Regions from separate parts of the Homo sapiens genome. Here region 1 is linked to region 2. Evidence: chromatin loops called from intact Hi-C (ENCODE). Cell type or tissue: PC-3. All regions are shown on one strand. Each heading gives the region's core, and the rest is flanking DNA. Links, peaks and the distances in the headings are about the cores only. Region 1 has its middle 110 kb from the start of ABCB5. Region 2 overlaps ITGB8 (integrin subunit beta 8).

Evidence for each region. Peaks named below come from ENCODE experiments on the same cell type or tissue, not always from the same donor. Only the 100,000 strongest peaks of a DNase experiment are listed, where the experiment ranks them.
Region 1: it touches region 2 in a loop (2.0-fold over the local background); 2 of 110 quality-filtered maps call a loop at or near these places.

Annotation. Positions count from the first base shown.
Region 1 is chr7:20,496,973-20,513,946 of GRCh38, reverse strand. No RefSeq gene overlaps it. Among named protein-coding and RNA genes, the nearest start is that of ABCB5, 110 kb to the left of the region's middle. In PC-3, for the core only: a CTCF peak has its summit at 5,670; a DNase peak (open chromatin) is centred at 6,606; H3K27ac peaks cover 1,109 bases.
Region 2 is chr7:20,384,653-20,401,626 of GRCh38, reverse strand. It overlaps ITGB8 (integrin subunit beta 8), which reads right to left. Exons shown (of 14, transcript NM_002214.3): 7 at 10,129-10,224; 8 at 6,642-6,731; 9 at 2,633-2,767. Among named protein-coding and RNA genes, the nearest start is that of ITGB8-AS1, 61 kb to the right of the region's middle. RefSeq lists an enhancer at 5,451-6,650. In PC-3, for the core only: no CTCF peak of the experiment used is centred there; a DNase peak (open chromatin) is centred at 7,796; H3K4me3 peaks cover 609 bases; H3K27ac peaks cover 3,210 bases.

The DNA of each region.
Region 1 (16,974 bases), core at 2,442-10,441, 110 kb before region 2:
ACCTTATATTATCAAAACATAATACATTAATTAAAATTATGTAGTATCAAATATACCATCAAACAAAAGTTTTTAATATTTATCTGGTATAAATATATTAAAACAGACTTAAATTTATAACAAAAATAAATATAGTTAAACATAGAAGAAATAATAAATGCATTGTATTAGCTTTAAAGAAATATAATGTGTTTGTGTAAATGTTTTCAAAAATCGTGCCCATATTTTTTAACAAACAATTTTAACTTAAATCAATAGTGTACTTTCCTTGCTCCTAGTGGTTTTGGATGTGGTTCTTGAGTATAGTCTTCTCTAATATGGCAGATAAATCAATCTGACCTTCTTTTCAACATTCACAGTTGAATGAGGAGAGTATAATTTTTCCAGTCTGCAGCTGACTTCTTTATTCATTTGTTAAGATTATGGTTAGTCTTTGTAGTGGATTCTGTGGCTTGGTTCCCTTAAACATGTATTCCAACCTCTTTCTTCTGGGACGTCTAGTACTGTAATGCTTGGAGATTAAAAAGAAAAAGTAAAGCATTTCTCAGATGTCCTTGTGGCTAAGATTTCAGTTGTGATTTGGGGTCCTCCAATCTGGTACTTTGATGGTCAACTTGAATTTTGAACTAAGTTAATTAGGATAGAGACCATAATTCTGCTCTTCAGGTGGTGACACAGGCAGCATAGACCTGAGCCACCAATTTCCTGATTTTCAGCAACTTTCTTCATTGGTAGGTGCAATGTCCCTGGGTGTAGCAGCAGTGAGACAATTTCTGGGGCTGGACACTTCTTGGATATTCTGCCTGAAGCTTAATCTGCCTTACTTTTCAGATCACCAGACAGTTTTTAAGCCACAGGAATAGCTAGTGATACGTTCTATTCTGTATTACAGGTTTCTCTCGTCTTAAATGAAACTCGAATCAATAAAGAGCCTACCTCAATTATAAATTATTCAAGGGCATTTTGATTACCCATTCCTGATGAAGGAACCCATAGATTTTCCATAATCTTTTGATTTGTCATTTAATCCATGATTTAAGTGAACATTAATAGCAAATAAAACAGCTTTTTGAATAGATTTTTAGAGAGAGAAATATTGAGAATACAAGCGGAAATGTGTTTTATCTTCTGATACTCTTTTTATAGAGAATGATAACTTTAGTGATATAATCAAGGTAAATATACACATTAATATAATCGTACATCTGTATGTACTATTTGAGTAGTTAGTGATACCAAAATTCAAAAGTAATACATTTGAGAAAGGTATGATAGTGAATTTACATTACTCTCTCATTGCCTTCATCTGTCTGGTATATAATTTATGATAATGTTCAGGCACCAATTCCTTAATAATACCTTCTCTTCCTCTCCCATGCATGATTCTGTAACCACTAAAAATATACACATGCACACACACACAAATAAACACACACACACACTGTTTCTATTTACCACTTCTGTACTAGTTATATTAGTACTTTGGTCAAAATATGTGACAATTGTTTAGTCTATTTTCTATTCTTGATTATGAGGTTGATGAGAGTGGTAACAAGTGTGTTTTTATTAACCTTTGAGTTGGTAGTATCTGGAATACTTGAAATGCTTTAAAATGCATTGGTTGACTGAACAAATGAGAAGTAGGAGAAAGGAGAATGAGAAGACAGTATATATAGTGAAATATACAGACTACTGGAGGAGAGGTCTGGACACCCATCACTGCAGTTATCTGCAAATCTACCTACTACAAAGCAAACTTCCCTTTCTGTCAGTGACTTAAAACAACAATTGATTATTTTTCAGAATTCTGTGGGTTGACAGGCCATTCTGTTTCCTGTATTGTTGGTTAGGTCTCTGGGGGAGCCGGAAGATCCACAATGGCTTCACTCACATGATTGAGAATTGGCGCTGGCTTTTATCTGAGTAAGAGATAATGGTAGACATTGAAGTTCTCTTAAGGCTCTGCCTTGGAGTTACACAATCTCAATTCCATTGCACTTTATCGGTCAAACATTGCCTTCTGGTCAGCCCAGATTCAAGGGGAAGGCAAAAAAGTATCACTTCTTGAAGGTCTAATAGTAAAGTAACATTGCAAAAGAGTGATGGAAGATACTGTTCTGGCCGTCTTTGAAAACATTCCCTTCTATACATACCCCTACATTTTTTTCTGTCTCTCTTAAGATATGAAACAATCTTCCCAGGTCTGTAGATCTGTTTCCTCATCTTGACTTAGTATATTCAATTTTAGCTGTAGGATTATATGATATAGCAATGTTTCTGTTCAAAAGGTTAATATTGAAATTTGAGCCAGTTTTGATTGTGTCTTATTTCAACTAGAAATTTATCAGACTTTTCTTCTCGGGGCTTCTGTGAGCTTCAAGTTGCATTGTAGACTACTCAAAGTGTCGTCATCAGACCACCAGTATTAATATATCATGGGAGCTTTTTTTTCCTTTTTTTTTTTTTTTTTTTAACAAATACAAATTAACGGGCTTCACTCCAAAACTACTGAATCAGAATCTGTGGCTATAATGTTCAGGAATCTGGATTTCAACCTCCTCTCTAAAAACTTCTGACATCTGTTAAAGATTGAGAAGCACTGGTATAGAATACATTAGAGGAAGTAAAACAGTAAGCAGCAATGTACAGCAATGCAAACCTGCCTACTGGCCAAAAGTCGAGGATGGTAATACAATTAAATATTCCAAATTCTCATCTTGGCCAATCACACTGGAATTCCATCATTACATATGCATTCATTGTATTTAAATCTGAGAATCCAGTGTTAAAAAACAACCCCATAAGGAGAAAAAACACAGTAGGCCATTAAAATTACAGCAGAGATGAGTTTAGTTTATTGTCTTTCTTCAAACCACTTAGCAAACCCGAAGAAACTGAATACCACACAATAAAATCTTGTTTTGAATAAAAAGCCTGCCATGAAGGAAAGATTGATCCATGTTATTTCCAGTATCCCTGAGAAAGAAGAAAGACCCATAATGGGGGTCTCTTGGAATGAGAAAAGAAGGTACTGGGTCATCATGGAAGCCCGAGAGGGGCTGACTGGGGTAAAATATCAAATAGGTAAAGAGATGAACAAAGCAAAAGTGGAGACACACCAAAGATAGAAGCTGCTCTGTCTTCACGTGGCTCTGGGCCAGACATAATACTTGTTACCATGACGATAGATTACAAAGTTGCACATGAACAATAGAAAAGATGAAGAGAGGAAGAGATGAGAGAGGAAAAGAAAGAGAGTGTGAAGGATGGAATATGAGAAGGATGTTTAGAGCTGATTGCAATAGGTCAGAGATGAGAAGACAAAAGCAAATTGTCCTTCAAGAAACAGGACCTTCTGTCTCTAGCACTCTCTTGCAATGGTCTAAAAATAATGTGGAGGCAGGAAAAAGAGAGACTGAAAACTGAAAAATATGCATACTTCTTTCTTGAGGTATCGGTTACTATTCCACCTTACTCTCAGCTGCAAGGAAAGCTGGGAAACATCCCTTGGGAGCTGTGTGCCCACAAAGAAAAAGAAAGGTAATTGAATTAATATGCAGCTGTCCCTACCACACAGATGCAAATAACATATGGTTAAAAATGAATTTTCTCAAGTCTACTCTCTGAGAGCAAAGACGAACAAATTTAGTAAAACTGTAGTTTATAAAAGATTGTGAATTTATCTTTAGTCACTTTGATATAAAATACATGCATTGGCTTTCTTAGAAGCTTGCTCAATTTCGGCTTTAGTAGTTTGCTTTTCCAAGTGGAATGTTAACTGTTATTGACATGTAGGTTCATGGCTTATAAGATGTTATTTTTCCTATCATAGCAATCTAGGTAATCTTAAAAAGAGAATGCTGATGGAAGCAAAAATTATTTAACAAAATATAATTTAAATTTGGATATAATTAAAGTTTTGAAACATGATTCTAGAAGACTGGGGAAGATTACACAGCACTTCTATGCAGATAGCTAACATATTACTGAATCTTTAAGAGAATGGTGAGATCGTTAATTCAAGTGCCACCTCAGATAATTATTAGTTAATTTAACCTGGTACTCAGTACTCTGGGACTTAGTTTTTATATCTGTGAGATACAGAAGGAGTTGAGAATTTGGAATAATTAATCCCTAGAGTCCTTTCTAACTCTAAAGGTGTAAAAGGCATAGCAAGAATAAAAGAAGGCATTAAATGTCTCATGCTCTGCCGTTTAGTAGAAACTTCCTTTCTCTTAGGTAGGACTAAATCAAAACCATTTCAAATACATTGGTATCTGTAGGCTTTCCTTTGTGAGAAAGGAAATAGAGGTGTTGGAAGCATTATGAGATAACCCCTTTATGCCTAGTGTTCCATTATTGGAATGCTAAGCTTGTGGGAATTATTTATATCCTACTGCTCAAGGTCATCATCAAGGTCTGATTTCTCACACACACACAAAAATTTGCAACCTCCAGCATAAATGGGTTAATATGCTTATCTGTAAAGCTCTTAGCATAGTCCCTGATACAAAAAGAGCTCAATAAGTTAGCTAAGTTTAGCCATTTGAAAATCATTTCGGAACACTTCACAGCCCTCAAAATTCAAAACATTGTTTCTTATTATGTTATTTCCTGAAAATCCCTCCAGATCACTTACCATTTGGACTACAACTTTATATATAAATATGTACCAAAGAGATAGGTTACCAGAAAAGGAAGAGAGACATATGTTTAGGAAGGGAGTAAAGGATAAGCAAGGTTTTCCCATTACCCTCCTTGTGGCTTACCCTTGTCTCCCTTCCTTCTTTCTCTTCTTTTCTGCAAATCCATGGCTGTTAATTAAACCAAGGTAGTCTGCTTTCAGAGTCCAGATTCCTAACCATTCTTCTTTGATGACTCTTTTTAGTATCTTCCAGAGTGCCTTGCACATAGGTACTCTGCAAATATTGCCTGATGCTAAAATGCTATTTTTAAGTTTTTGGGGGGCCTGGTTTTAAAACTTTTTGCAGGATTCAAGATATAGAAAGTTTGCAGATATGGACCAGAAGAAAGGCTTAAGATGTTTCCAGTCATCCTTATCAGTATCGTAAGCAATTTTGGAACATGTGCATTTTCTGATTCCTTGAAACCAGTATTTGTTTCTTTTGATTACTGAACAGAGCAATTGTTGAATCTTCTCTCTTATTCACCTCTATAGCCCATCTTGACTATGGCCCTCTATGACCAAATCTTGACTTTTCCTTCCCAAGTAGATGGTCCAGTTCTCTCCATCTCCTGGCATTACTCTCGCTCACTCCAATCCAATCCATTTTCCTCACAACAGCCAGAGTGATCAACTGAAAAGTACAAATAGATTTTGGCTGTACTGTGAAGGGTCAGTCATGATCCCAGCAGGAAACAGACTTCAGCTCAAAAAGTTCAAATATAGAGATTATAATAAAAGAATCACTTTACAGTGTGGTTGCAGTTAAGAGGACCAATAGGAGACACTGAGGAACATAAAGACAGAAGTGAAAGTTATTTGCTACTACCCTCAGGGGGAAGGGGGAAGGGAGAAGGGGAAGAAGTTTTATTACTAGAGATCTTTGAGAGCTATCCCAAGGAGGACGGAGCACACAGCAGGAGTGGTAATTGTGGAGAGACAAATCACCACTAGCGATACTGCCATGAAACAGGGAGGAAGTGGAGCGGAAGTACCTTGAGTTTTTGAGTTTCATCTCTCCTCCAGTCTCTGATGCGTCAGTGCCTCCTGTTGGAACCTAACTGGAAACAGAACAAGGAAATTGGGTAATTCACTGCAGGGGTCATCATGAATAACAGAGCTGAGCAGACAACATGAAGAATAACCAGTACATCTTCAAGATCAAATCCTCGATCTGACCTGCAGGACCCTGCAGGATTTGACACTTTCCTCCCTAATCCAACCTATCCTTTGTTCCTCTGTTCCATTTCACTGAGCTTCAACCACATTTGGATTTTTCATTTTCTGGAAGGTATTGTGCTTGCTCCCAGCTCAGTGCTTTCACACAAGCTATTCTCTCTCTCTGATAAGTTCTTGTCCAGTTTTTGCCTCAATAAATTTTAAAGATTCCTTAGAATTCAGCTCAAAAGACATTTCCTCAAGGAAGTCTTACCTGACTCCTAGACTAGGTCAGATCCTCATGTAAGATATTTAATTACATCTTACTCTTCTCCTTTGTAGCACCTATTATAATTAAATATCTACTTCTTAATTAATTATGATGAGACTCTGTATTCTTGGCTATAAACATAGAGATTTTGCCTATCTTGTTTGTCACTGATTTCCATATTTTGCTTATAAATATTGAAATTCAATAAACATTGTTTGGATGAACAAATGCATGAATACTTTTCCATAGTTTATGAAAAATGCAAAACTGTTGTATATACCTTTTTAACTTACTATCAAAACTACATATAAACTAGCATGGGAGAAAAATAATTTTGAACTTTTTTCTGGTGTGGTATATATTTCTGTAGTGTTCTATGTATACAGGAGATTTTTAACAAAAGATGTGACTTGTATTTAACATCTTACTCATTTCCTGGCTGTTACAAGGATAGATTGAATGATTACTTCTTGTAAAGTCACAGTATAGCATTATGCTTGCCAGGTGGGTATTTTCAAGGGCAGGGCTGTGATTAAATGTACTTTAGTTGTTCTTATTGTGACTTTCTGAATTCTTCATCATTGTGTTATGTACCTCCAGATCTAGTAGGTAGCAGAGGACCTTTGGGGAAAAAAGCCATTCCGATTCATCTCTTACCACCAAATATCCCCATGCCTCACCTACTCCAGAAGAATATTTGTACCTACAAATCAGCTGAAGAAAGGGAGGGCTGCAAGTTTCATCCACTCCATGGCTTCCACTTCCAACGCGCACACACACACACACTTACACCCCACACATGCTAATGACTTCTCGGTCTTTTTTCCCAGTCCTTTTTTCCCAGCCTTCTCTTTGGCTCCAGATCCACATTCCAAGTGCCTTTTTCCGTCCTCTCCTAAAATCACACCTGTTAAACTTCTCATATTTTTAACAGATCACCACCTATCTAGTTTCCCAAACCAAAAATGTTCATTTTAAACTTAAATTCTCTCTCATTCTGTATCTAACCAGCCATCATATCTTTTCAACTCTTAACTACAAAATATTTCATTAACCTCACTTCAACATTTTCTCCTCATTTTTATTCCACTGGGTCAGGTCTGAAAACTCCACTAATGCAATTTTCTGTGGTCTTTCTCTCCCTTTTTTTTTTTAATCTTCAAAACTATCTGTTTTCTGGGCCACCTACGAAGATAAGATTTATATCACTTTGTTGCTCAATAATACTGATTGTACCTTAAGCTTCTCTTTGTTCACTCTTTAGTTTTGTATAATAAGTTCTTTAAAGTATGAACTATCTGAACTCTTTCTAATACTCTATTTATCCAAACATATCACCCGCTATCTCATATCTTACCCCAAAACCCTATGTTCTAGGTTTTAGATGTTATCAATTATCCCTTGCTTCCTGTGACCTTGTTTCATGATGGAAGCTCTAAGGAGTCCTTTGAAAACTTGCATTTCTGTCCTTATCTGCAAGGCCATTTAATGACTCATTCTTCGCATAGGCCAGACCCCATCTTACCCCATTCACCATTTGGCCTTTCAAGAAATAGTGTTAGGGAGAATTGCACTGAAAATACTTGTATTTTGATGTACTTCATTTCCAAGGGGATGTGTTCAATCATTTTTTCAATATCCTCTTGGCCTTTATTGAATACCTACTATGTGCCAGACACTGAATATAGAGATACAGTCCTCTTCATAAAAGTACATAGTCTAGTAGAAGGAATGGATACATTAAAAAATGTAGGAATTAATTATATCCTACCTTCAGTCTAAGTGAATATGTAGTTGTGAATGTCTAGCAAATGAGAAGGGCTGGCTTCTCATAAGAAAGTGAAAATGTGGACCACTTCTCATTTTTCAGCCACTTTTAAATTATTAAGTAAGGGAAATAATATTTCAGGAGTTTCTTTTGGTTAAAGCCCTTACATTTTCGAAACACTTAAAAAAATTTTATATATCATGTTCATAAATAGTTTGTGAAGTTCGCAAAACAAGTCCAAAATTATAAGTGAGATCTAATGAATATGAGTTTTACAGCTTTTATTTTTCCCCTCGGTGTTTCATGCCATAAGTGCTACTGAACAATTAAAATGTTGACCAAAACAAAAGGATAAGAAGCAACAAATTTTTTCACTGGGCCACAAATAGAGGAATCTCTGCTTTATTGCTGAGACAGACTTATAAACAGTGTATATAATTAGCTATTTTGCACATTCACGTGTGTATGCATCAGATGTTCTAGTATGTTTATAAAAATACCTAGTTCAATTATGTTTTTCAAAGCTTAATTAATTCTCTTGGGGTTTATGTCTAAAAATACTGCCCAGTTCTGTCTACAACCATTTGCTTGTTATACCACAGACTAATTTTTATACTATTATTACAACTTGGACTGGCAGCTTGGGGCTAAATGTGCCCATATATATTTGTTTTCTACTAATCTTTTTAAAATTTATTTTTTGAGATACTTTTATCAGCCAGAACCATGATTTCAGTATGGCTCAATTAAAATCTAAATGTGCATTCTAGTTAAAAGTTGCTTATAATTTTTCGGTGTTCAGTTTGTGATTTCAAATTTACTCTTAATGGATAATCAATCCAAGGGCTGGAAGAGACTTTATGGGGTCACTTGGTTCCCCTATTGCCTGAGACGTGTAAAAGCCTGACTTATCTAAGTAGACACTCTCATTTAAATTTCCCTGAAGGTAAAAAAGGCCACAGCCTTGCCTAGGTGAACTACTTAATTACTGTTGTAGTCGATATGGTGTTCTTTTTTAGGTGTATTCAACCTACATTATCCTATTGTTGCAAATTAAGCCAAATTCCTTTTCAATTTTTGGCAGATATTCACTGGGCACTATCTTTCATCAACTTGCAGGCATTAATATAGTGGTCTTCTATTTGCAAGATTAAAAAAAAGAAAGAAAACAAAACCAAAACTTCAGTACCCCTTTCTTACAGAATCCATATTTTTATTTATTTTCTTGGTGCCCTTTTCATTTCTCCATAATTTAAGATGCTAAAAGAGACCAGGTGTGGTGGCTCACACCTGTAATCCCAGCATTTTGGGAGGCCGAGGTGGGCAGATCACTTGAGGTCAGGAGTTAGAGACCAGCCTGGCCAACATGGTGAAACCCTGTCTCTACTAAAAATACAAAAATTAGCTGGGCATGTGCCACCAGGCGTAACCCCAGCTACTCGGGAGGCTGAAGCAGGAGGATCGCTTGAACCTGGGAGGTGGAGTTTGCAGTGAGCCAAGATCGCACCACTGCACTCCAGCCCAGGCGGCAGGGTAAGATCCTGTCTCAAAAAAAAAAAAAAAAAAAAAAAAAAAAAAATGCTAAAAGAAAATCTGAAGATGTTCCTCTTAAACAAGGCCAAGAAGTATGGATTTCTTCCTTTTAGTTCATTTGGCAAAAATTTATGAAATACATTCTATTTCAAGCATGTATGTTGGATGGTAAAGAAGCAATGCTGAGCAGCAGAGAGCCTCTGACTTTTAGGAGCTGATCATCCCGACAGGGCAGCAGGGAAGGATGCAGGCAATACAGAGGGTCAAGAATGCTAAGTCGTTAGGGGGAACATGCAGAAAGGAGGAGCCAATGATAGCCTTAGGCCAAATCAGTGAAGCACCACCAATGGGGACTGTGTGCCGTATGTGAAGGGTTTTGTGTATTCCTTGTGCAGTATAAAAATGGCTCAAAACAGATGAGAACTAAAGTTTTAGTTAAACATGTACTTGAAACACACAAACAAAAGTTGGATTTGTGCTGTTAACATCATCCATAAGCAGCCTGCTGATCCAGAGAAATATTTTTCCTTTTTATGATTCTTTGCCCAAATCCTCTTCAACCTTTTGGAGACAAAAATATATACCAGGTCTTATGCCAGTAAAAATGCAAATATAGTAACTAAAATAAACTTTTTTAGGAAGTATAAGCATAACTTTGGAGATATAATATATTTTTCCAATATTTACTCTCATCAAAAGGAGATAAATGCATTTTTCCCCATGACTCTTTGCCTGTAGATTTTTACATAGACACAGCATTCGTATGTACTGTTGATAGTGTTGATGGCTGACTGCCAAACAATCACCATGTGCTCAACTTTTCACTTTGTGATATAATTAAAATTTTTTTTCTATTTGTTTTGCTGAGCTGAAAACCAAATTTCTAGCTATTGTTAATATATAAATTGTTATTGTGCTGTATGTCCTTTAGTTATAGAAGAGTGATATGTCTTGATTTTCCTAGCATCAATCCAACTTTCATCTGTCTTTCTAGCATAATTATTAATAGCTCCTAGTTTCATGCTCAGAAGTATACCAGATTGGTTGATAAATTGCACGAATGGTCAACATATGGTAAATGTTAGACCCACTACTCTAATGACAGGATAAGAAACAAGTTAGCATGAAGCATTAATATGAGAGCATTTAAAGCTATCTTTGAGCCCAGGCACCATGGCTCACACCTGTAATCCCAGCACTTTGCGGGGCCAAGGCTGGCAGATCACTTGAGGCCAGCAGTTTGAGACCAGCCTGGCCAACATGGTGAAACCTTGTCTCTACTAAAAATACAAAAATTAGCCAGTCGTGGTGGTAGGTCTTGTAATCCCGTTACTTAGGAGGCTGAGGCCGGAGAATCGCTTGAACCCAGGAGGTAAAGGTTGCAGTGAGCCGAGATGGCACCACTGCACTCCAGCCTGGGCAACAGAGTGAGATTCTGTCTCAAAAAAAAAAAAAAAATCTTTGAAAGTTAGTGAAAATGACCCATCTATTCCTTTTTCCTGATTAGATCTGATATTTGCCCTGGCTTGGGACGTATGCCGCATTATATTTAAGTGATTTAGGTGAGGTGAAGGTGTTGTTGGAGTCTGGGCTCCTATAAACAAACCATATAAAATAATCTGTAAACAGATCATCTCGATTTGGCTTCATTTTGAAAACAGAATAATGTAGAATGACAAAAAAATTGATAACATTTATGAAAATTTATCCTTTTATGCTGGTCGTTTATTGTATTTCTTTATACGTTTCCATAAACATTTTATTTTATTTTTAAAAAACTTTTGCCAGGCACGATGGCTCACACCTGTAATCCCAGCACTTTGGGAGGCCAAGGCAGGCGGATCACGAGGTCAGGAGATCGAGACCATCCTGGATAACATGGTGAAACCCCATCTCTACTAAAAAAAAAAAAAAAAAAAAAATTAGCCGGGCGTGGTGGTAGGCGCCTGTAGTCCCAGCTACTCAGGAGGCTGAGGCAGGAGAATGGCGTGAACCTGGGAGGCAGAGCTTGCAGTGAGCAGAGATCATGCCTGGGCGACAGAGCGAGACTCCGTCTGAAAAAAAAAAAAAAAAAGCTTTTATTTTAGGTTCAGGTATATGTGCAGGTTTGTTATGGGGGGTTTAATGTACAGATATTTTGTCACTCAGGTAATAAGCCTAGTACCCAATATTTCTTCTGATCCTCTTCCTCATCTCACCCTCCACCCTCAAGTAGATCCCAGTTTCGGTTGTTCCCCCCATGTGTCCATGTGTTCTCATAATTTACCTTCCCCTTATAACTTTTAATAATAGCCATTCTGGGCTATCATTGAGAAACAAAGTATAAGCCTAACTTTGGAGACATATATTATGTCTCTAAATATTATGTTTCCAAAAATATATTATTTTTCTAATATTCTCATCAAAAGGAGATAAAGGCATTTTCCCCATGATTTACATTGCTTTGGCTATACCCAAAGGAATACACCAGGGGAATATAAGTCATTCTATCATAAAGGCACACAGGTATATTCATTACAGTCATTGTGGGCTATCATTAAAAAGTCCAAAAATAATAGATGCTAGCCAGGTTGTGGAGAAATGGGAACACTTATATATTCTTGGCAGGAGTGTAAATTAGTTCAGCCATTATAGAAGGCAGTGTGGTGATTCTTCAAAGACCTGAAGACAGGAATACCATTCGACTCAGCAATCCCATTACTGGATATGTACTCAAAGGAATAGAAATCATTCTATCATGAAGACACGTGCACATGTATGCTCAATGCAGCACTATTCACAATAGCAAAGACATAGAATCAACCTAAATGCTATCTGTGGAAGAATGGATAAAGAAAATGTGGTACATATACACTATGGAATACTATGCAGCCATGAAAAAGAATAAGATCATGTCTTTTTCAGGGACGTGGATGCAGCTGGAAGCCATTATCCTTACCAAACTAATGCAGGAACAGAAAACCAAATACCACATGTTCTCACTTATAAGTGAGAGCTAAATGCTGAGAACACATGGACACATGGAGGGAAACAATGTACTGGGGCCTATTGGAGGGTGGAGGGTAGGAGGAGGAAGAGGATAAGCAAAAAAAAAAAAAAAAAAAAAAAAAAAAATCTAATGGAAACCAAGTTTAATACCTGGGTGATGGAATAATCTGTATAATAAACCCCATGACACAAGTTTACCTATGTAACAAACCTACACATGTACCCCTGAACTTAAATAGAAGTTTAAAAAAATTATAGCCATTCTGACTGGTGTGAGAGGATATCTCATTGTGGTTTTAATTTGCATTTTTCTAATGATCAGTGATATTGATCTTTTTTAATGTGCTTTTTGGCCACATGTATGTCTTCTTTTGAAAAGTGTCTGTTTATGTCCTTTGCCCACTATTTAATGTTTTTTTTTCCTTGTAAATTTGTTTAAGCTCCTTGTAATGTTGGATAATTAAACCTTCTCAGATGCATAGTTTGCAATTATTTTCTCTCATTCTGTAGGTTGTCTGTTTACTCTGTTGATAGTTTCTTTGGCTGTGCAGAAGCTCTTTAGTTTAATTAGATCCCATTTGTCAATTTTTGCTTTTGTTGCGATGGCTTTTGGTGTCTTTATCATGAAATCTTTGCCAGTTCCTATGTCCAGAATGGTATTGCCTAGGTTGTCTTCCAGGGTTTATATAGTTTTAGGTTTTACATTTAAGTCTTTAATCCATCCTGAGCTGATTATTTTATATGGCATAAGGAAGGGGCCCAGTTTCAATCTTCTGCATATGGCTAGCCAGTTATTTCAGTACCGTTTATTGAATAAGGAGTCCTTTCCTCATTGTTTGTTTTTGTAAGCTTTGTCAAAGATGAGATAGTTGTAGGTATGTATCCTTATTTCTGGGCTCTCTATTCTGTTCCATTGGTCTATGTGTCTATTTTTGTACCAGTGCCATGCTGTTTTGGTTACCATAGCCCTGTATTATAGTTTGAAGTTGGGTAGCATGATACCTCCAGCATTGTTCTTTTTGATTAGGATTGGCTATTTAGGGTTTTTTTTTGTTCCATATGAATTTTAAAATAGTTTTTCTAGTTGTATGAAAAATGTCATTGGTAGCTTGATAGGAATACCAATGAATCTATAAATTTCTTTGGGCAGTATGGCCATTTTAACAATATAGATTCTTCCTATATATGAGCATGGAATATTTTTCCATTTGTTTGTGTCATCTCTGATTTCTTTGAACAATGTTTTATAATTCTCATTGTGGAGATCTTTTACCTCCCTTGTTAGCTGTATTCTCAGGAATTTTATTCTTTTTATGGCCATTGTAAACAGGAGTTTGTTCCTGATTTGGCTCTCTGCTTGGGTGTTTTAGTGTATAGGAATGCCAGTGGTTTTTTTTTTTTCACATTTATTTTATATCCTGAATTTTTACTGAATTTTTTTAGCAAATTGTTTGCTGAAGGAGCTTTTGGGCTGAGACTATATGATTTTCTAGATATAAAATGATGTCAGGGTAGTTCAACTTTCTTCCTTAATTTCCTTCTCTTGACTGATTGCTCTGGGTAGGACTTCCAACACTATGTTGAATAGGAAAGGTGAGAAAGGGTATTCTTGTCTTAGTTCAGTTTTCAAAGAGAATGCTTCCAGCTTTTGCCCATTCAGCATGATGTTAGGTATGGGTTTGTCACAGATGGCTCTTATTCTTTTGAGGTATGTTTCTTCAATATCTAGTTTTTTGATATAGTTTTCAACATAAAGGTTGTTGAATTTTGTCAAAGGCCTTTAATGTATCTATTGAAATGATCCTGTGGTTCTTGTATTTGGTTTTGTTCATGTCATGAATCATGTTTATTGTTTCACATATGTTCAACCAACCTTGCATCCCAGGGATAAAGCCTAGTTGATCATGGTGGATTAGCTTTTTTATGTGCTGCTGGATTTGGTTTGCTAGTATTTTTGCATCTATGTTCGTCAAGGATATTAGCCTGAAGCTTTCTTTTTCTGTTGTGTCACTGATAGGTTTTGGTAGGCCTCATAGAATGAGTTAGGGAGGAGTTCCTCCTTCTCAATTTTTGAATAGTTTCAGTAGGAATGGTACCAGCTCTTCTTTGTAAATCTGGTAGAGTTCAGCTGTGAATCTGTCTGGTCTAGGGCTTTTTATGTTTGGTAGGCTATTACTAATTTAATTTTGGAACTCATTTTTGGTCTGCTCAGGGATTTTATTTCTTCCTGGTTCAGTCGTGGGAGGGTGTATTTGTGTAGGAATTTATCCATTTCTTCTAGATTTTCTAGTTTCTATGTGTAGAGGTGTTCATAATAGTCTCTGATGGTTATTTGTATTTCTGTGGAGTCAGTGGTAATATCTCCTTTGTCATTTCTGATTGTGTGTATTTCTATCTCTCTTTTCTCATTTATTAGTCTAATTAGTGGTATATCTATCTTATACTTTTTTTTTTTTCAAAAAAATCAGCTTCTGGCTTCATTGATTCTTTCAGTAGTTTTTCATGTCTCAGTCACCTTCAGTTCAGCTCTGATTTTGGTTATTTCTTGTCTTCTGTTGGCTTTGGGATATGTTTGCTCTTGCCTCTCTAGTTCTTTCAGTTGTGAGGTTAGGTTGTTAAATTGAGATCTTTCTAACTTTTTGATGTGGATATTTAGTGCTATAAATTTCCCTCTTAACACTGCCTTAGCCATGTCCCAGAGATTTTGGTAGGTTGTGTCTTTGTTCTCATTAGGTTCAAAGAACTTCATTTCTGCCCTAATCTCATTATTTACTCAAAAGTCATTCAGGAGTAGGGTTATTTTTTAATTTCCATGTAATTGTATGATTTTGAGCAATTTTCTTTAGTTGTAAATTCTGTTTTTATTGTGCTGTGGTCTGAGAGAGTGGTTGGTAAGGTTTTGGTTCTTTTGCATTTGCTGAGGATTGTTTTATGTCTGATTGTGTGGTTGATTTTAGAGTGCCATTTGCAGATGAGAAGAATGTATATTTTGTTGTTTTGGGGTGGTGAGTTCTGTAGATGTCTATCAGATCCATTTGGTCTAGTGTTGAGTTCAGCTCCTGAATATCTTTGTTAATTTTTGGACTCTGTGATCTGTTTAATACTGTCAGTGTGGTGTTGAAGTACCCCACTATAGTTGGATGAGAGTCTAAGTCTCTTTGAAGGTCTAAGAACTTGCTTTATGAATCTGAGTGCTCCTGTGTTGGGTGCATATATATTTAGTATAGTTAGGTCTTCTTGTTGAATTGAACCCTTTACCATTAGCTAATACCCTTCTTTGTCTTTTTTGACCTTTGTTGGTTTAAAGCCTGTTTTGTTTGAAATTAGGATTCCAGTGTCTGCTTTTTTTCTGTTTTCCATTTACTTGGTAGATATTTCTCCATCCCTTTATTTTGGACCCATGGGTATAATTGCATTAGAGATGAGTCTCTTGAAGACAGCATACCATTGGGTTTTGCTTCTTTATCAAGGTGCCACTCTGCTTTTTAATTGGAGCATTTAGCCCGTTTATATTCAAGGTTAATATTGACATGTGTGGATTTAATGCTGTCATATTAGGTGTTTATTATGCTGACTGATTTATTTAGTTGCTTTGTAGTGTCACTGGTCTGTATGCTTAAGTTTGTGTTTGCAGTAGCTGATAACAGTCTTCCCCTCCTCCTCCTATATTTAGTACTTCTTTCAGGAGCTCTAGTAAGGCAGATCTGGTGGTAATGATTTCTCTCAGTTCTTACTTGTCAGAATGCTGAATATGGGCCTCCAATCTTTTCTGGCTTGTAGGGTTTCTGCTGAGAGGTCTGCTGTTAGTCTGATGGGCTTCCCTTTGTAAGTGACCTGTCCTCTAGCTGCCTTTAACATTTTTTCTTTCATTTCAACTTTGGGGAATCTGATAATTATGTGTCTTGGGGATGATCTTCTTTTGAAGTCTTTTGTGAGATTCCCTGAATTTCCTGAATTTGCATGTTGTCCTTTCTAGCTCTGTTGGGAAAATTCTCATGGATGATATCCTGAAGTATGTTTTCTAAGTTGTTTCCATTCCTCTTATCTCTTTCAGGGACACCAATGAGTCATACATTCAGTTTATTTACATAATCCCATATTTCTTGGGGGTTTTGTTTTTTCCCTTTCATTATATTTTCTTTATTCCTGTCTGGCTGTCTTCCTTCAGAAAGTCTTTCTTCAAGCTCTGAAATTCTTTCCTCAGCTTGGTCTATTCTGCTGTTAATACTTATGATTGCATTATAAAACTTTTGTAGTGTGTTTCTCAGCTCTTTCAGGTTGGTTGTGTTCTTTTCTGTGCCAGCTTTTTTGTCTGTCAGCTCCTGTATTGTTTTATTGTGATTCCTAATTCTTTAGATTGGGTTTCAATGTTCTCCTGAATCTTTATGATCTTTATTTCTATCCATATTCTGAAATTTTATTTCTGCTATTTAAGTCATCTCAGTTCAGGTCAGAACTCTTGTTGGAAAGGTAGTATGGTCATTTGGAGGAAAGAAGGCACTCTGGTTTTTTGAGTTGTCAGAGTTCTAACAGTGTTTTTTCCTCATCTTTGTGGGCTGATGGTCCTTAAAT
Region 2 (16,974 bases), core at 4,007-12,006:
ATCTTAGAGAAATTAACGATATTTGTAAAAGAAACACATGTAATCTCTTTCATATATATGCAACATCTCTTTTTAAAGTCATTTATTTTCCAATGAATGAACTTGAGGGTTAAAGAATATAATAACTACTAATCCCTATATTGCACCATTAAATAGACTTGAGTGCAAGCCTATCTGAAGCATCTACCCCATCACTGATGATTAATTTCTTAGCAAACATGAGAAAGAATAGGCCATTTTCTAAACTCAGCCATTAAAATGTGGGGTATTGAATATTTGACACTAGAGATAGATCACATAAACCAAAGTAAAGGGCTTCTGCTCTACTGGTTTAAAACCCTGAGATGAGGCCTGGCGTGGTGGCTCACACCTGTAATCCCAGCACTTTGGGAGGCTTAGGCGGTTGGATCACTTGAGGTCAGGAGTTCGAGATCAGCCTAGCCAACATGGTGAAACCCTATCTCTACTAAAAATTCAAAAATTAGCTGAGCATGGTGGCGCGCACCTGTAGTCTCAGCTACTTGGGAGGGAGGCTGAGGCAGGAGAATTGCTTGAACCCGGAAGACAGAGGTTGCAGTGAGCCGAGATTGCACCACTGCACTACAGCTTGAGTGACACAGCGAGACTCTATCTCAAAAATAAATAAATAAATAAAAATCAAAACCCTGAGATAAGATGTTCAAATGAACAGTTTTAATTTTGTTCCTATTTTCTAGGAGCCCAAGTAAAGTTTCGGAGTTAAATTTTAGTTTATACAGGGTTTCAGTGGAGGAAAACCTGTGGCCTTCTCTGATGTTACTCGAAAGAAAAATGTTTAGGACTCTCATTTGCAAATCTTAAGACCTCAACACAGGTTATCTATTTGTCTCCATGGAAGAAGATAGCCCAGAACTAAGGAGCTGTGCTGGCAGGAATTGGTCAAATGTTTTCTTTTTCTCTATTTCTTCTTTTTGCACAACACAATTGATTTAATATGTCTATTTATATTTGTTGGCTCACCTTACCATCTTTAGGTACTTTGGTAAATAAGAAGGTATATTTCTTTCACGTTGGATTGAGATCCATTACAATTTAAAATTAATTTGCGCTGAGCTTTTTGGTTGGAATATATATCTACGATATAATAATATAAAGTATCTAAATTTGGCTTATATATACATGAAACATTAGAATTTGTTCCATAATATTAAAATCAATACAGTTGGTGTTATGCTTAAAATGCTTTTGTCTTTGAGAATGCTGAAGCTTAACAGATACATAAGTTAATGTGGCCACTGCCATCTCTAACAGTAGATCATACTCTGGGGTTTCTATAATTAAGAGGTCATATGACTATTCCTGAGAGTTAAACTATTTATACTACTCAATTGAAAATGAAGGAAAGATGGCATGTAAGCAAATGAAAAGAAAAAAAACAATGTAAAAGCTAAGAAAAACCATTCTTCCAAAATGACATTTTGAAGGAAATAACTATTTCTAAGACAGTAAGCGTTTTTTCATAAAGTAACTTAGTGCTATATTTGCTAGTAAAAAGTTTTCTCTGTAGTTTTAATGAAAAGCCAAAGTGCATTTTGCAAACTGGTATATGATGTCCTTTGAACAAAATCCACGGAGTGATCATAGAAGAAACCACAGAATTAGAAACTTGCAATAATTAATTTAAAATACACAGCTCTAAAATTCCTAAGATAGAAAAACATATTCTAACTAAAGAGAAGAGTCTCTTTTATTCATTTTTAGAATCTTCTATCACTTTCAATAACTTTTTCTTTTTTTCTATAGCATGACATTACATAATTAATCATCATTGCACTTTAGATTAAAAGGGGTTGGAAATCTACTAGTCCAAGTCATTCATTTAAACATGAGACAATGCCTCATGACGTAAATGACTCAATCAAAATCACTTCACCCAGCAAAGACTCCCTTAAAGAGTATGTTTCTTTGTGTTACTCTCTCCGTTGTGCCAATCCTTGGAGAATCTCTATCTCCTCTGGTGCTGTTTCCTGATACTGTTACAATCTGGATCTCTCTCCTTTACATCCCATTTTTTTTTTTTTGGTAAATGATGACTCTTCCCATTTTGTATTGTTCTTAATAAATTTCCCTACCTCCTTCTAGATAATTTAGATAATTATGAGTGTACTGGGGCAATCACAAAGTGAAAGATTTTGAAATTCTTAGCCTTTATCAACTGTTCTATCATTCCCATTCTTTTCTGTGATATGTGACTTTCAATTTTACATTTACTTTGAGAGTTTGTGAATATGAAATCAAAAAGGCATTATCATTATTATAAGTACAGACACTACTTATTTGAGAATATGTGATTTCCTAATTTATACCGGTCATGACGCCTAAGTTTAAAGTTACTATTGATACATGATTGTTTCATATTACACACACACGCACACACATATACATATTAAAACCTGAGAGTTGGAGAGAACAATCAGCTGAGCTAAAACAAGTAGGAACTTTGAGGAGAGACAATGAAAGTTTCCTTGAAGTATAAATAAGATTCTTAGAGTCAGTAGTAAGTAAAATTTTTCAGAATGGTTTGCTTTTTCTGTAAGAAAGTACGCCAAACAACTTAGTTTATTTTAAAAGGGAAAAATGCACACCCACATACTTCATCATTGCTCGTCACGTTTCTGCATCCTTCCATGCCTGGCTTTCTGGACCCATCTGGACAGATGGCGGTAATGTTAAAATAGATGCCTTGTACCTGGTTTTCCACCTGAACTTTCACTTCTGAAATGAGCTTCTGCAGAGACATTATTTTTAAATTACATACGAGAGTAGTTTCAAATGTCAGCAACAAAGCAGAGTCAAGCTTATTAAATCATTATAGATTTAATTTTAACTAGATCAAAGAGTCTGTTTCTATAAAAGGATGAATAAAAACAGTGTTTCCACATAATGACCCAATTATATTTGAAATACATAAGAAATACTGAAGGATTAGATTATCTGCATTCAAATTGTTCTATTTTTTTTACATATTTCCATGACTGCATTTTGAGCCCTTCAAAGATATTTATCAGTCTGTTAACAAAACAGTCATTTTTAATCCAGTAATAACTATATTTTATGATAAAGTGTAATTAAACCTTGAGAACACATATATCATCACAAAGGGTAAATCTTGACACCTTAAAATGTGGAAAATGCTTCTGCCATATAAAGCTGCTAAAGAAATATTTTTGTTTCAAACAATTGAGACTATCATGATAGCTAAAACGACTTATTGACACAGAATTGACAAGTACATTTTAGGGAGGCCATTTCTACACTGAAGGAGCAAGAATTACTGGACAGATATAGTTCTATAAGGCTCTCCAAGAATGGCTTAGAATTTTTCCCAAGTCCTTGGGACTTGTTTGTGTCAGTCAAGCTTGCTGCAATCCTTAATACCAAAATAGGTCCTCTTACTGGGCAGAAAACCATTCATTCATTTATTCACCCATGTATACACTCATTCAATAAATATCTATTTAATGCCTATTGTGTGGCAGGCACACACTAATTTCTTTCATTACAATCTTCAAATTCCAAAGGATCCAGCTACCTTTAATGTATACTTCAGATCTGTGTGCATTTTATTCCATACAACTAAGAGTCTACCACATGCAAAAATCCTTCACTTGCCAAAAAAAAAACAAACAAAAAAAAGGAAAAACGAAGTATGTGCCTAAAGAAAGAGAGTGAGCAGCGGGTTATGAAAAGAAAAATAATTTCCAGTGGCTTCTAATTCTTTACTTGAGTGATTTCTCTTCTTCAATGGTATAATCAACAAAGAAACACGTGCTTACTGACAAATAATTGATCATGGAATTCTGGTAGCGTATCTTTAGAACAAGAGACTTTCCTCTAATTTCTCAAAGTAAATATTATTTACAGTAGGTAAGACTATGTCTTCCAGAGAGCTCATACACACTGCAACAATTAATTGTATAATCTTGGTAAATCAATATAAACTTCCAGTGGTATACAAAGATGTTCATATGTGGAAAACCAGCAGATCAGAAGGAAATGCCTAACGCAATGAGCATCCTCAGTTTACCCTTCTAAAATTCTGCTTCTCTTAAGATCTTAGTTGGCCTGGTGTGGTGGCTCACGCCTGTAATCCCAGCTCTTTGGGAGGCTGAGGCAGGTGGCTCACTTGAGATCAGCAGTTCCAGACCAGCGTGGCTAACATGGTGAAACCCTGCATCTACTAAAAATACAAAAATTAGCCGGGTGTGCGTGATACGCCTGTAATCCCAGCTACTCTGGAGCTTGAGGCAGGACAATCACTTGAACCTGGGAGGTGGAGGTTGCAGTGAGTCAAGATCTCGCCACTGCACTCCAGCCTGGGCAAGACAGAGTAAAATTCCATCTAAAAAAAAAAAAAAAGAAAGAAAAGGAAAAGATCTTAGCTAGTTAGGCCAATGTTTTTCAAGCCTGATGTGAAGACAAATCCTTAAAATTTTGCCCAGTTTGGGGATTCAGAAATCCAACCCCAGACATAATCTTGAGCTTCCCTTTTAGTATCTAATAGGTACAGAGGCAGATTCTATATAATTCTTCAATGGATTGTGAATTGATTCTGTTGGACTGTGAAGACAAAATGAAAGTTTAGAAGATTTTTGATAATATAAACATATATAAAATAATAACAGAATTCCAACTTAAGGAGAGTAGTTAGCCCCAGTAAGTTTTTGTTGGATTTAATATTATTTTTCCACTGTTTACGGTTGATGAGAACTACACTGGACTAAGGCATTGCATACCTATGCTAGGCAAAATAACCAAATGTTGCTGTCTCCTTTGCCACTGGGGCAGTCTGACACACAGGTAAAAATCTGTAAATTTATATACTTTTTTTGGAGTAATAAATGGGTTCATACTAAAGAATTTAGAGTGGTTTCTTACAGCATAAGCTCTTGTCTTATTTTGATTATTCTTGGGAACAGACTACTGATGGGAATGAATTGTAGACACATTTGATTTTCTGTGATAAGTCCCTCTTCAGTCTCACTGTTCTTTTTTGTAACAGTGAGAAAGATGTAATTTAAGACGCTCTTCCTTATTTTACTCAACGTACTTTTCAGACATAGAAAACTATCCTCAGTGAAAACAAATCAAGCAAGATTTATTTTCCTTTTAGAAGATGAAAGTTTAAACAAGTTCTTAATTTTTTTTTTTTTTTGAGATGGAGTCTTGCTCTGTCGCCCAGGCTGGAGTGCAGTGGCGCAATCTCGGCTCATTGCAAGCTCCGCCTCCTGGGTTCAAGCCATTCTCCTGCCTCAGCCTCCCGAGTAGCTGGGACTACAGGCACCCGCCACCATGCCCTGCTAATTTTTTTTTAGTAGAGACAGGGTTTCACCGTGTTAGCCAGGATGGTGTCAATCTCCTGACCTCGTGATCCACCTGCCTCGGCCTCCCAAAGTGCTGGGATTACAGGCATGAACCACCGCGCCCGGCCTAAGTTCTTCATTTCATATATTGTGTCTACTTCCTGCCTTTCTCTTTTGTGCCCAAGCTAAAGGAAGGTGCTGTCTGGAGAAAACGAGAAGAGAAACGAGAGGTTTTTCCACAATGCTTTGGCTATAATTTAACTATTAAACTCTGCGTGTTAGGAAGGGAGTCAGAGAATTTGGGAAAGAGACTCTATAGTTGGCCCATAAATTCAAGGTAGCATAAAGCATATCTTTTGACACACTGTAAAACAATGAAAAACAGGTGGTATCGCAGAGGAGGAAGCACCTGAGGCTTGAAGTAAAGGAACACCTGGATTCTGATCCCACTTTCTTCTGCTTATTAGTTGAACAACCTTTGATAAGTTTGTTTCACTTTCCTGAGTCTTGGTTTCTACTAATATACAATGTGGGTACTAACCACCTGCTTTATAGGTCAGGTGTGAGGACTGAATGAGGTCATGTATGTAAAGTGACTGGATCTTAGTGGTAAAAAAGTAGCAGTCACTATTTTCACAACATCTTAACAGAGGTGGTTCTATTCAGGAATGACGCAGGTTGAAAGAACAGATGTTTCTTTAAATTCTTTGCATTGAGGCATTCACTCTTCATAGGACTGATGACAGCATACAACCATCAACTCAAGAAAACAGAGTATCTACTAAGGTGATTCTTTTAATCAAACTCTTTTGATAAAAATGCTAAAATAATTGTTGAACAATCAAGTGGTTGATCATAGAGATCCCAACCGACTCCTCTTAATAATTGCTATATCCCAGATAGTTTAACTGCCCTGGCAGATTATTGCCTTACGTAACTGTGGACTTCTACTTTATCATTACGGCATAGGAAATGACGCAATTTCATGGTAATAATGTACATTCTATAGCTATGACTTGATGATTCACTGAGCACTGGATGTAGAAGGAAATTTAGATAGCCTCTAGCCCAATCTCTGTTGACTGTCAATGAGAAAAGTGAGGCACAGAAAGCAGAAATAACTTTCCCAAAGCAAAAAGCTAGTTAGTGGTAGGGCCAGGGATGAACTTCAGATTCCTAATTCCTAATCTAATATGCTTTCTACTCCTCCTCTCGAGATGACATGGCACTACTTTGTACCTTGTCACAGAAATTGAGGTAAAAATTTTATTTAAAAAATTGTATCTAATATATACATACCTGATAGGCTTCCACTACCAAATTATTGAGGTTTGCAGCCTTTGATTCTATTTCACCAGCAATGGTGCCTGGCAAGAGGGGTAGAAGATCCTATAAAACATATCAGTAGCATTTAAACAATGACAATAGTATGTAATGGGTTAGCAACCAACAAATAGTAAATATTTTTGTAGTTATCAGTTGAAGGTGAACCATTAAATGAATGAAAACCTATAAGACACAAGAAAAATATAAGCAACCTAGTAGAGCAGCCAGAACATATACCCATGTAGTGGTTGTGTGTGTCTGTACATGTGCATGACTGTGTGTGCATCCGGAATCACTGTACCTGATGACCTAAAAATCCAATCGAAATGCAGATGAGCATCTCCCAAATTTCTTCCATGGAATGTAAAGCCCAAGAGATTTTAAACATACAAAAGTTTTGAGGGCAAATGAGCTTGGGAAGTTCTGCATATGGTTTCTTCCACTTAGAAACATAAAATGCACATTTGCAAATTAAAAGTTTCAGAGTAGGCCTGCAATCTAGAAATGATTTAACATTATTTAATGCAGCATTTCCCAAAACTTCTTTAGTTAGGAAAAATCATAGTCACAAGTGGAAACTTCATGGGGTATGTGTTCTTGATGCATGCTGCTTATTATGGAGAAGACCGTAGGTATTTTTAGGGAGAATGAGCAAAGGCTTTAAAGGTCTGCATGAATCGAAGATGAAGCAAAAATAGAAAAAAGCCAATCTGACTAAAGGGCACGTACTTATAGGAAATCAGATGGTAAAAAGTTTTGAAATCCATTTATTCTTGCATTTTATCCTATTCACAAATATCCTTAAGTTCCTGCTGGATGCCAGCCATTACTTAGACACTAACAACTTGGCATCTCAAGTCATAAGGAAAAATGTATCATTTATAGATTTTAAAAATTCATTTATTAGACTTTTATTGAGCTCCTACTTTATACACTTTGGAGATGCCAAATCACTAGGTCACATAGTTTCCACCCTTAAGGATCTCACAAGCATATAAATGACAATTTCTTCACTAAACACTGTACATGTGAACACGTGAAACAATAGAGATGTGCACAGACCCTAATGAAAGGGATACCTGGCCAGCATTTGAGAGCTGGGGAAGGTTGCCAAGGACTGTTTTCTGGAGGAGATGACTTATAAGCCATGCCTTAAAGTATGAGTAAGAGTTAATAAAGTAATGAGGGAGAAGGGCTTCCAGACATGAGAAGCGAGGGTGGGCAGCAAGAACAAAGGCACAGAGGAGAGAATCAGCCTGGCTGAGTGTTTGTGCACAGGAGGATTAGAAGCATGGCTGGAGGGATGAGAAGCATCCCTGCAAGGCAAGGAACAGTGGGGCAATGAGGCCAGAAAGGCAAGCAGAGACATGGCCTCATGTGCCACCTTAGAGATTTGGTCCTCTAATTCAGAGGGCACCGCTGAAACTTTTACTCAAGGGAGTACTGTGGTCACACTTGTGATTTCAATAGATCACTCTGGCAGCCAGATGGAGGATGGATTATCAGCCATGAGGTTGTTAGAACCCAGGTGAAAGGTGATTGATAAAAAAGATCTCTAGGCAGTCAAAGGAGGTGACTACAGGGGCATGCATGGGGCTCACACCGGAGCTTCCCAGGCTTTGGAGCCAGTTGATTCTGACTTTGTGCATAATTTAGTTAATAATAAACCTGGTTTTATGGTTTATCAGTTAATGGCAAATTTTTAAAGGAATAGGAAGAAACTGCTAGAGCCAATAATGCTGCCAAGAAATAATGTTAGAGAAACAGCAAAGAGGAAGCAAAAGCTATAAAAAGCTGCATGGTATTTCAAAGTAAACTATTAAGCTTAGAGGTTAAGAGCAGAGGATTTGGGTTGTTAGAAACCCTTGGGCAAATATTTAGCCTCCCAAAATATGATTCCTCATCTTTAAAATGGGCATATTAAGATGACTGTCCTCATTTTTATGAGTTGCTAAGAGGATTAGATTAATAAGTATTTACAAACTCAATGCCTGACAATAGTTAAGTGTACAATAAGTGGAAGCTGTTACGATTGCTAATAAAGTGGTTTGGGCCATTTAATTTTGGCCAGAGTCCTACTTCTGCAGATGTTAGTTTGTTGTTACCTTAAAAAGTGGTTCCATGGTATATACATTTGGGTAAACAAGGAATTAAATAAAGTTTCACTAAGTCAGACACAGAAAGAAAAATAGCACATGTTCTCACCCATAAGTGGGAGCTAAATAATGTGTATACATGATGTAGAATGATAGATAATGGAGACTTGGAAGGGTGAGGGCCTGGGAGTGGGGTGGATGATGAGAAATCACTTAATGGGTACAATGTGTGCTATTCGAGTGACAGACACCCTGAAAGCCCTGACTTCACCACTACACAATCTACACATGTAACAAACTTGCACTTGTACTCCATACATTTACCCTAAATAAATAAATAAAGCTTCACCATAGATTTCTAAAGGAAGAAGTGTTACGATTAAAGTAGTGCTTTCAGATAAGGTAGGTAGGTAATAGGGAAACTGGTAGGGGGAACACCAGCTTGTGGCAAATGGAAATGGGTTCAAGTATTTATTGAAGCCAAGAAAATGTAATTTCTCTGCAGTTTTTAAAAATAAGTAGAGGGCACTGGGGACTGGCCACTGAGGGGAAATGTATAATTAGGGAGCAGATGGGAGAAACAAAGATAGCAAAGGAGATGAGGGAGACCAAGTAAACAGAGATGCACAATGAAAATTAGGGTGTCATAGCTTCATGAAAATGAGAACAAGAGAGTTTCTAGGAAGAAAGAGCCTTAAAGATTGTGAAAAGAAAGCTATAACAGGGTTGCAGAGGAACAGTTCTATGCTGGGGGGTCCATGGCACCTCCAGTGTGACACAGTTGCTGTCTATTTTGCTTGAGGGTCTCACCTGGCCCAAAAGACTCCAGACACCACCAAGATTATTCTTATGTGTGAAGGCTTTGACTGGCTCAGACACTTCGATGGCCCCTTTTGGTCCGTTATTGAATGACCTAGACCAAAGCTAGGTGTGTCAGTGCTATTTAGAATTAAGCTGATATTCTCTAATTTTAACCTATTATGAGGATATGCTCATGTACCAGAATAAGAAGAAGCACTCTAGACATGCAAGATGCAAAGACGGATTGTGAACTACTTTTTGCCTGATAAGTCTTCTCCACCATTGTCACATTTGAGACCACCCTAAGCATCAGGCTGGACTCAAGTGTATCCAATACAATTCTCAGTTCTCAGATTTGGTTCTAGATGTTACAAACCTAAATAGAATTTATGCTTAAATGCTAAGTTAAGACATTGTAAAGGATACTTTAGTAATACAATATAGAATTTAGATTGTACAAAGTATAATAATTCCAGAATCCTTATCTGTGGTTCTAAAGAAATGTCTTAATTTCAATTACCAATGAAAAAAATTTAATTTTAACATTTTCAGAGTTAACATACCTTATACCAATGAAATTGTTTTCCTTGAACTGCAAAGATGACATTAATGTTGTTGTCTATTAATTTCTCTGAAAGTTGGCCTAGTGAGGGGTGTTCCTGTAATGAATAATAAAATAAATAAGGGAATGAAATTTCATAGCTCCATCCTATTCAAACATCTAATATGAAGAAAACTGTATGACTTACATAAAAATGTACCTGGGAAGGACTATGGTTTTACTGAAGACATTTAAATTTTTGAAAACATAACATCAATATCCATGTATTAAAATATTTTATAGACAAAAGTCCCATAAAAACCTGTAACTTAAAAAGATGAAGAGAGCTGAATTCAACTAACTAACAAAGAGTGAACAGCACCTCTTTAGATTAACACTGGACTCCAAATGGTGTAACTGACAGATAATTTAATATTCAGAAATAGAGACACGTTAGTGGCAATCACATTCTAAGGTGAAATTCAGTAACAAGTATTGAACTGCAAATATGTATGCATGTATATGTATATGCCTATAAACATATATATACACATACACATTCAAACATCCACATATACTATATATACACATTTGATATATAACATGATATAGTTATATAACATATATATATAACATGATATAGTAACGCTCTTTAGAAGCAGGAAATGCTCTACTCAAGTCCTAGGTTTGTCACCTTACAACAAAAGTTCTCAATTCCATCTTCTGTAATATGTGAATGATACCTGCCTTCCATGATTGCTGGCAAGATTAAAAAGATAATAATAGTATGTGAACTATTTAGTGCATTTTCTTGCATGCAGTAAGTGATCAAAACTAATAGCAATTCTGATTCTTATTTCAACTGCTTATACAAGGTATAGATTACAGATTTCTCAACTTATCATTATGCTCAATATTTTTGTTGTATGATATATTTTATACCTGCTTTACTTTGATAAATAAAATTTATGTTGTGCCAACTGTGGCACTCTTTGTGGTAATGAGAAAGTTAGAGAAGAGTAGGAAAATTGAAATAAAATTTAGTTTAGAGAACATGAGAAATCTGATGATTACATAAATGACTATCTAGAGTTATATAGTTAGGTATATTATTGGTAATATTTTTTCTATAAATACTCTTCTAGAAATTAAAATGATTGTCTCGAATAACAAGTTCATAGCTAGATACTTATCAGAGAGATGATGTTAAAGTTCACTGGCAGTAGTCTCTCCTCATTCACTGGTGCCTAATGGCATAAGCCAAAGATTAGTATGTAACTGAGCCCAATTAGTATCATAACATTTAAGTTCAAATTACTCCATAGTTTTTGCTTCCCACTGCACTCTCCAATGTTAACTGTATTTTCTTTAAGGAAAAATCCTGTTAAACCAACTTGGTAAACATTTCTGTATTGTGACAACTATGTGAACTTGGTAAAAGGGCTAGACTAACTAGTTTCACTTATAACGTAAGTTCTAAGTAACAAATAACACTTTATTTCTCTGTCATCTATAATTGTTGTGATAGAAACAAATCAAATTTTCATGAGTTGCCTTTACACATGATATGAAACCAACTAATGAAGAAGCTTAAAAAGTATTAACACGTAGGTCTGCATAGGAAAAGTTTTTCTCAGAGCAATTCTTAAGAATATAATTGTAAAGCAATGGAAAAAAAAAAACTCCAAAAACACAAATTCTGCCAGCTAAATTCTTATTACTTGTTCCTAATGAAAGGCATAATCTTAAAATAGATTGATGACAGTTTGCATAATGCTAGTGAATAAAGAGAACAAGCAGAGGCAAGGTAAATCTGTCTGTATTGGAAATATTTTTTAATGACAACAACTGCTTTTCAAGTATTTTTGCTTTGACAAGATAGTCACAGCTTGCTAAGCATTCACCCTTCTTAATTTTTGGAAACATTTGTATTTTAAGGACAATTTAATACATGTTTTCAACCAGCTTTTACTTAACTGACATAAAATCAATATTTAAGTGGCACTCTAAAATGTAAGCAGCTTTTGAAGACTTCTTAATCTCTTCCCCTTTCCAAAAACAGGAAGTCACTTTGACCAAATGTACATAAAACTTAAATCTAGAAAGTTCTAGTTTGGTCAGAAGCTTATTAAGAAGATCAGTCGTGGTCATTAGAGAAATGCAAATCAAAACCACAATGAGATACCATCTCAGGCCAGTTAGAATGGCGATCATTAAAAAGTCAGGAAACAACAGATACTGGAGAGGATTTGGAAAAATAGGAATGCTTTTACACTGTTGGTGGGAGTGTAAATTAGTCCAACCATTGTGGAAGACAGTGTGGTGATTCCTCAAGGATCTAGAACCAGAAATATCATTGGACCCAGCAATCCCATTACTGGGTATATACCCAAAGGATTATATATCATTCTACTATAAAGACACATGCATTTCAATACTGTTCACAATAGCAAAGACTTGGAACCAACCCAAATGCCCATCAATGATAGACTGGATAAAGAAAATGTGGCACATATACACCACGGAATACTATGAAGCCATAAAAAAGGGTGAGTTCATGTCCTTTGCAGGGACATGGATAAAGCTGGAAACCATCATTCTCAGCAAACTAACAAAGGAAAACAGAAAAACAAACACCGCATGTTCTCACTCATAAGTGGGAGATGAACAATGAGAACACATGGACACAGGGAGGGGAACATCATACACCAGGGCCTGTCAGGGGTTGGGGGGCTAGAGGAGGGATAACATTAGGAGAAATACCTAATGTAGATGATGGGTTGATGGTTACAGCAAACCACCATGGCACGTGTATACATAGGTAACAAACCTGCACATTCTGCATATGTATCCCAGAACTTAAAGTATAATAAAAAAAAGAAAAAAAAAGATTAGTCGAATTTTCAAGCCTACAAAAACAGATTTTTTGAGCCCTAGAGAGAAATCTCTTTTAAAAGAAAATTCCAAGTACCTCAAGGCAGATATTTAAAAATTACAAATGTATAACAGATGTTTAAATAAACCACTGTTGACAGAAGACCTGTGGATTAATGACCATTGCCTAAGCCCCTTCCCCTTTCCTTCATGAAGCAGCCTATCTTCAAAAAAGTATTTTATCTTTTATTTCACTAGCAGGAGACACGCTCCCTCTCAGCCAACTCTCCTGTTCTGGTGACATCACTGCTCCTGAACTCCAACTCCCTCTCTGTCTAACCCATTACATATTGTTTCTGTAAACTCTGAAAATAATTAATAGAGATAACAAGCACTTCAGGGGCAAAAGGGAGAAGGAAAGCAATGTGCCAAGACAGCTGCTAAGTAATTAAGGCTGTGGGAAGTAACTTATAAATGTCAGAAGGAAAGAAGAGGTAAGAAAGATTCATTGGGGGCAATTTTGGGTAAAGAGATAACTGTGTACAGATGTATGGGAGAATTTTAATAATGTGTATATCTACGTGGATAAAAAAGCATTTAAGATTCTCTTTATACAAGTGAGATCCATAATATAAATTTTTATAATAGAATATAGAATTTATAGTATGGAATATTGTAATAAGATATAAAAACCAAACAACTTAAATAAAAACCTTTTATCTGCGTGATTTTTTAGAGGAAAGAGGCAAATAGCATAGAAGTAATCAGATAGCAGACATTTATTTAGAGATGAAACTTTCAATGATGTGTCAGTCAACATCTGTCCTGATAGTTAATTTTGTATCTACATAGTTGCACTGTGATAACTGCATAGACCAGGGTTTCTCAAGAGTAGTGCTATTGACAGTTTGGGCTGGATATATTTTTTATTTGACAAAGGGGCTGTCCTGTGCATTGTAGGATGTTTAACAGCACCCTGGTCTCAACACAACAGGTGCCAGTAGCACCCTCTTTCCACAGTTATGACAGTCAAAATGTCATAACTTGATGAAATTGTCCTCTGGAGGGTAAAATCACTCCAGTTGAGAACCACACCACCAGCAGGGGCTCTGAAAACAGATCATCTGGGCTTCAACTTCTGGCTCTGCGACTACTAGCTATGTGACACTGGGCAGCTGTCTGAACCTTGCTGGGATTCAGTTTCCATAGGTGTAAAGCAGGTATAAACACTAGTATCTACCACTCAGATGGTGGAGATTAAATAGGTTAACTTCGTAAAGCCTTCACTTACTGTTCTGTAATTATTAAGACCAATGATGAGTAGCGGTTCATGTCAAACAGCTTAAAGTCTACTATGGACACTGCTATATAAGGGTGTGTGATTCCAGACAAGATGCTGATCTCTTTAGCACCTTTTTCCCTCCTCATTTATAAAGTAGAAGTAAAGCAATATCTACATTTCACTGGAATGTTGAATGCTGTTAACTGAACATAAAGAGACAAACACCATAGGTCTGCTCAAGAAAAGACAGTTTTTAACAAATGACTGCTTAATAAGAGAGATTTGGAGGCCTTTCCTAAAGGCAAGATATGCTCTTGGATGTGCTTTCCTTGACCTATGTCACTTGCTTATCTTTCTTACCTGGCCCTGCAGATGTTTGAGTTTGTGGCTCCTGGCAAATATGACATCAGTTGTAATCACGATACCCTATTTACTGAAGAAGGGTATGCATTGATTTTTGTAAGTTTTTCAATAATAATGGCAACAAAAAGCTTTCTGCTTAAGTATGACTTACCTACAACATCTAATTTAATGAGAATATTCCATTCTATAAAAATTTTTATCAAAGTTGAATTTTATTGTGTCACTTTTGCAAACCATAATTTTACCCCATTTGAAAGGCATTACACAAGCAGAGCCAGGCTACTTTGAGTCTGGCACAGGTGATTTCTACATGCAATTTTGCTTTCAATTAAAACAATTCCTACTAAATATTGTTTGCAGAAATCCTTTCCAGGCCACTCTTTTTGAGAATATGAGAAGCATTCAAATTAGTTCTCCTATAAAATTACTATTAAAATGTTCTCAGGCCAGGCGCAGTGGCTCACGCCTGTAATCCCAGCACTTTGGGAGGCCAAGGCAGGTGGATCATGAGGTCAGGAGATTTAGACCAGCCTGGCTAACACAGTGAAACCCCGTCTCTACTAAAAAATCCAAAAAAAAAAAAAAAAAAAAAAAAATTAGCCAGGTGTGGTGGCACGCGCCTGTAGTCCCAGCTACTCGGGAGGCTGAGGCAGGAGAATCGCTTGAACCTGGGAGGCGGAGGTTACAGTGAGCCAAGATGGTGCCACTGTACTCCAGCCTGGGCGACACAGTGAGATTCCGTCTCAAAAAAAAAAAAATGTTCTCATAGTGTTTACAATTTGAAGCAGATCATTCAGCAAGCTGAAATCAGGTACTTTGTAGTCTTTCGATGCCCCAAAAGATGGAACAATCGTTTTTAAAAGCTGCACATGGACTTAAAACTTTCTAGTTGTATTCCATACCTGGCACAAAATAAGTGTTCCATGAATTTGCATTTTTATTAGTATGCATCTGAGACAAACCTGAGAAGCAGAAAAAGATTTAACATTTTCTGAAGTAGAAAAGGCCACGTCTCTGTCGGGAAACAGCAAACAAAATTAACAGATCTCTTTATTAAAAGATCACAATTATCTCCTCACATGGAATTCTGTCTGATCTCAACATTAGTTATAAATGTTTTCCAGACTTTGAAAATGTCAGAAATATCCCTTTCAGAAAGAATAAATGTAATAGTGTTATGAACGTTTGTTAACTCAGGTAGCAAAGTTATGGATTACATTAGCAAAGTAGCTTCTTAAGCTCTCTTTATTCATCTGCAGTCCTGGAAAAATTAAGTATAATTCCAAGTAGATAAGATTCATAGTAAAAAGAAAGCTTCCTAAATGGCATACTTAAAAGTCAAGTACATGTTAAAGTTGCATGAGGAGAGGCACAGTGTTGACTATTTTTGCCAGTGAGAAAGCAAAACTGTTTAATGCCTGATAGGCCTTCTGCAATTCTGCCTCCATGCTATAAGATGCTGATCGACTCAGCAGCTAGCCTATCCAAATGAGCCTGCAGGAAAAGGAATGAACTATGAAGCCAGCAGTAAGGGGATTCTGAGGAGGTATATGATAGGAGGGATAAAGAATCACTGGCCATAATGTGATGAGGCATATAAAAGGCTGCATGGAAAAACACCAAGCCTAAACCAGTAAATACTAGTGAATATATGGTATGCACTAGTACATACAATAGGAATGTGGTAGGATCTTGCCAATTTGAATCTCGCTATTTAAAACTGTGAGTCACATCAACATCTGAAAATCCCATTGATAAGGTTCATTGGATGACCTCCACATACTTGTTCCTTGGTCTTCTTTCATTGTTACTGAAGACCTTCATGCTATTCTTGGCCTCCACCAAGGGGTGGGTGAACAGTTTCTGGGAGGGCTCTGACTAAGGGTAGAAATAACCCTGGAGAAGCTGGGTGGGGAGACAGGGTGAAATTCCAAACCCTCAGTATTAATAGTCTACTACATCATTAATAATTTTTGTATTAACATCTGCCATTTTAGAAAGAATGTCACATTTCAAATTGTCATTATCACTGGATAAATCATAAAACTATACTATTGCTACAGTTTTTTATTCTGGCACTTGATCTTGATGAAAAAGCAGTGGAAAATGTAATTTATTCAATAGTGTAACATCATTTGCCAGCAACCATATACAAATATCACAATGTGTAAATATAAATTATTTTATATGTTGTTTTACAACTTATGCAAGTCAAATCATCTGGTTATACTTTCATAAGACTGCAACCAGAAAGACAAGAAATGACAACAAGAACATTATTTTTCTTTTTCTTCTGCATTTCAGTCGACAGACTGTGGCAAAGTAAAGAATGCAGATTTTAATATAAGA